Linked DNA regions of Mus musculus: region 2 is linked to region 1. Evidence: chromatin loops called from intact Hi-C (ENCODE). Cell type or tissue: left cerebral cortex. All regions are shown on one strand.

Region 1 (2,500 bases):
CGGTTTGATCACATGGCCTCCTTGCTCTCACAGTGAGGATGGACAATGAGGAGCAACCCCGAGTTTCCAGGGGTCTCCGCTTCTGCTTGCTTTGGCATAGGCTAAGTTCAACAGTAAATGCAACCCATGTCTTATGGGCCAGATTCTCCCTCTGGAAATCAGGTTAGCCTTGGTCCTCCTGGTCCTGGGTGCTAGGATTATTAGTGTGTGCCAACTCCTTGGCTTGGCATCTGTTTTTTTTTTAAGATTTATTAATTATTATACATAAGTACACTGTAGCTGACTTCAGATTCGCCAGAAGAAGGCGTCAGATCTCATTATGGGTGGTTGTGAGCCACCATGTGGTTGCTGGAATTTGAACTCAGGACTTTCCAAAGAGCAGTCAGTGCTCTCACCCACTGAGCCATCTTGCCAGCCCCTTGGCGTCTGTTTTTTAAATGAATGGAATCCTATTAGAGCAGGTCATCCTCTTACGACTTAATTATCTAAATTACTTCTTTATAGCCCATCTCTAAATGTAGCCACTTTGTGGGGTTTGAGCCTCAAAGGTGGATTTCAGAGGACATGGGTATTCAGGCCTCGATGTGCCTTTGGTGAGTGTTTTAGAGTTCTTGAACTACTCGCTGTTTCTCTTCAGGAAAGTGGGGTGCAGGGGTACGTACCATCCTCTCAGCACTTGGGAGGCAGAGGCAGGAGAATCAGGAGTTTAGTCATCCTTGGTCATGTGTTAAATTTGAAGTCACATAGAAAGCTCAAGACAGTCTCATGAAATCCTCCCTCTCCCAAGCCAGAGGGCAGTGTAGTTTCTTCTCTTTTCTCTCCACGGCGGCGAGCATCTCGGAACTAAAAGTATAAGAGGTTAGAACTTCCCTACCATGCTGCCTCTGCTCTGGTGGCTCCCCTTCTCCCTAGGAATCCAGCCCTTCTCCACTGCCATACAGTTGGCTCAGAAGCCAATTTGGACACTGGAAAATGGTATCACATGCTGTTCTTTATTCGAACACCGGGGGGCAGTATAACCAACACATTGGAACACATTTGGTAACCTCGTTCCTGCTTATGTAAAACAAGTATAACTCTCTGGATTCCCTGGCTGCTTCTGAAACTTCAGCTCATAAAGTCAGGCTTCCTACCAGGATGGAGACACAACGGCCCATCAAAGAGTACAGCACTGCCTCACCTGTGAAATCTTGGATCTGTTGCTTTTGAATGACATGGATTATAAATATGGCTGGAGAGGTGGTGTCTTAGTCCGGGTTTCTATTCTTGCACAAATATCATGACCAAGAAGCAGTTGGGGAGGAAAGGGTTTATTCAGCTTACACTTCCACATTGCTGTTCATCACCAAGGAAGTCAGGACTGGAACTCAAGCAGGCTTGCTCAGCTTGCTTTCTTATAGAACCCAAGGCTACCAGCCCAGAAATGGTACCACCCACAAGGGGCCTTTCCCCCTTGATCACTAATTGAGAAAATGCCCCACAGCTGGATCTTATGGAGGCATTTCCCCAACTGAAGCTCCTTTCTCTGTGATAACTCCAGCCTGTGTCAAGTTGACACAAAACTAGCCAGTACAATTGACCCCTTGTCAACTTGACACACAAACACATCACTAGTAAGCCTAAACCCTTAATGTCTTATTCATCCCCAAGATCTTAAATAACTTTAAAGTCCCACAGTCTTTGCATATTAAAAGTTCAATCCCTTTAAAATATCCAATATCTTTTAAAATCCAAAGTCTTTTTACAATTAAAAGTCTCTTAACTGTGGGATCCACTAAAATAGTTTCTTCCTTTCAGAGGGAAAAAATATCAGGGCACAGTCACAATCAAAAGCAAAAATTAAACTCCAAATGTCCAATGTCTGGGATCCAACTCACAATCTTCTGGGTTCCTCCAAGGGCTTGGGTCACGTCTCCAGCCATGCCCTTTGTAGCACACATATTGTCTTCTAGGCTCCAGCTGCCTGTACTCCACTGCTGCTGCTGTTCTTGGTAGTCATCTCGTGGTACTGGCATCTCCAAAACACTGCTATCTTCAACTGTAACAGGCTCTCTTCATGATGCCAAGCCTCAACTCCTTTGCATGACTCCTTCAGTCCTGGGCCATCAATTGCAACTGAGGCTGCACCTTCACCAATGTTCTTCCATGACCTCTCACAATGCCGAGCCTCAGCTGCTCTGCGTGACCCCTTCATACCTTCAAAACCAGTACCACCTGGGTGACTCTTACACATTACCAAGTCCTGCTGCAGCACGAAGTAAAACCTTGGCTATCTCTGGAACACAGCCTCTGTGCTCTCAGAGAACCCTTCCCAGAAGATTTCACCTCAATGATACTGGTCTCTTCTTAATCACTGTTAATTTCTTAGGTCCAGATAACCAGCATCAATAGTCTCAGTAATGCCAAGTTTTCACTTTACTAGTTCTGGTATCTTGTTAATATCAGTTGATTCTTCAGCCCAGCTAACTAGAACCACAAAATAATCACATTCCAAAATAGC
Region 2 (2,500 bases), 180 kb after region 1:
GAAAATTAAGCATCCCTCAGCCACAATATTTGCCCTTAGAGTCCGTGCATTAGTGAATTGTGCTGTAGATGGAATTCAAGCAGTTTATTCTCTACCTGCCTGCCTCACCAAAGAAAGCAAGTATGCTTTAAAGCATCTTCTGTAAGGCTGCAAGTGGAGCCCAGTGTAGAGCACATACCTGGCATGGATGAGGCCCAGGGCTCACCCCCAGCTCTGTGGTGTCTGTCCTGAATGGACCGTGCCTCTGGAACGAATGAACATCCATGTTCCTATGGAACAAGAAATGCTGGGAAGCCCAGGAGGCCCTCTGGCTGTGAGTTTCCCTGAGGCACATTCCAGGAAGGCATTCCCTACCCAGGTGCTGCAGTCACTGCCAACCTCTCCAGGTGCACCAGCATCAAAGCTGGAGGAACAAGCACTCCCAGTCAGGACATCCCTGAACTCACACTCCCACAGGGACTCTCTGATATGCTGGAGCCCTGGCTGAAAGCAAGGTTAAAAACATCAGAGGCTCTCTTTATTTCGTCCTCTAGGAATGGAATTTGTGAAGAAGCCTAGGGTACCACTGGGGCAGAAACACTAGTACCTGCTCAGAAAGTCTCTGAGCTACTGCCCTAGGGAGCTTAATGGAAGAGAACAAACTTGCCACCTAGGCTTCTGCAGGGCCATGGCTGTTCTGAGGTTGGGACTACAGAGATTCAGTGACTTATGTACGATGCAGTGATAGAGCACTTGCTTGGCATAAACAAAGCCTGGGCTTGACCCCCCCACACACACACAGCCCGCGCTATCTAGAAGAAAAAGAGACACTGAACCTCACTGGTCACTTGGGATCACTGACTGTAAAACAATGAGGTGGTCCTCAGGCAACTTTCTGATTGTTCAGCCTCAGTTAGTTTTTAAGGAAGCTGCCCATAGGGCAAGGACAAATTCTATAGCACCGTACCCAGGATTCCAGGGTTTCTTAAACTACCAAGGAAAATACTTTATCCCCAATATCACCGAATTTTGACTTGCTGGTCCTAAGTTCAGGGAATTGGCTTAAAAAGCAACGGGGTGACACTGCCCTCTAGTGGTCCAGTAAAGTATTTGCCCGTTGGGTTTGTGCACCTGTCAGCACAGGTTATTTCTGTGGAAAGCATTTGGATTTATTCTCATACTCTTGGGCCCATGGTGATGTGACTTCTGAGCACTGGCTGAAATTGCCCATCCGTTAGCTGTTTTGGGAATTTGCTTTGTTTTCCCTGTATTTTTTTTAGAGTGGCTGTCTCTGTTACAAGAGTTCAAGTCCTAAAAGCAAGGATCAATCTCGTGTCTCTTCTGAAGCCTCAACTCTGTTGTTCACTTAGCTGGAGATAAAATTAGAAAGTTCATTGAGGTAGAAAGGAATCTTTTCTCCCTCCCTGCCCCAACAACAAAAAAATTCTATCACTTCTCATTTGTTTCTAAGCCTTCTTGTCTTGTTCCTCTGACCTCTAGTTTTCCAGCTGGTAGGATTATCTGAGTCCCTGAGAGCTTACAGAACTCAGCTTCCTGGGCCTGCCTCCAGCCCCACTGAACCAGTCTCTGTGGTTGGAGCCAGGAAATCTGCTTTACAAACTTCCCAAGTGGTTTTTGATGTGCAGCCTAGCTTGGCAGCCAACTGCTCTAAATCCCCACTTATTGTTTATTATAACTCCCCCCCCCCCAGACTCCAGAGGTCTTCATCTTGTGTCACAAGTTAAAAGTGACCATCTTGAGATTCATTCAGAAATAGTCAACATGCTATCTTAACTGGATGGCATGGGAAGGAAGAAAGGACCACAAGAGACAAACCAAAAGCATTTACTCTGGTTGCCAGGGGCAGCATGTTTATAGCAGAAATACCAAACCAATACCGCTGTGCTGGCTGGGCAGGCTGCCCATCTATAGTCTTGTTTTTAATGTTCCAGCTAGATCGGGGGTCGGGGAGAGACAGGCTTCTGCAGGAGCCAGTGACTCATTCCCACCCATTCTAAGTCTTCAGGCTCTTAGGAAGAGAGGACAAAGTAGGTGGCATTGTCTCCTGTTTTGCAGATGAGAATGCCAGAGCTTAGGGAAGAGGATCAACTTGCTCAGGGGCACAGACATTGCTTGTTGTCCCGTTGTGCATTCTGAAGCCATGCCTGATTTATAAGGCCAGTGTTGGCAGTCAGAGGACAGAGTTGCTAACCTGCTCTTTTTCACTCCACCAGGCCAAGAGAGCAGTTCAGCGGGGAGCTACTGCAGTTATCTTTGATGTATCTGAAAATCCAGAAGCCATCGACCAGGTAAACCACCACTACAGCCAGTCCTACCATCTGCCGAAGAGGCATTTGCTTTGGCCATCTTGAGTGGCAGTGTTTTGACACCCTTGTCTAAGATCCTTGTACTTGTCTGCTGAAGTACTCTGTCTGTGTTTGAGTATCAGGTATGATACCTGAGAGAGGCATATGGAAAGGAGTTGTGGGTGGAGGGTTAGGCATGAGGGACATTTTCAGAG

The links. Hi-C counts contacts between places; a loop is a spot of excess contacts. Peaks named below come from ENCODE experiments on the same cell type or tissue, not always from the same donor. Only the 100,000 strongest peaks of a DNase experiment are listed, where the experiment ranks them.
Region 2: it touches region 1 in a loop (9-fold over the local background); 30 of 42 quality-filtered maps call a loop at or near these places.

What each region holds. Positions count from the first base shown.
Region 1 is chr11:5,472,866-5,475,365 of GRCm38, reverse strand. No RefSeq gene overlaps it. Among named protein-coding and RNA genes, the nearest start is that of Gm11963, 12 kb to the left of the region's middle. In left cerebral cortex, a CTCF peak has its summit at 1,003 (motif pointing right); a DNase peak (open chromatin) is centred at 1,005.
Region 2 is chr11:5,289,451-5,291,950 of GRCm38, reverse strand. Znrf3 (zinc and ring finger 3) reads left to right here. Exons shown (of 9, transcript NM_001080924.2): 3 at 2,214-2,288. Among named protein-coding and RNA genes, the nearest start is that of Kremen1, 29 kb to the right of the region's middle. In left cerebral cortex, a CTCF peak has its summit at 1,071 (motif pointing left); DNase peaks (open chromatin) are centred at 1,063, 1,549 and 1,977; H3K27ac peaks cover 258 bases.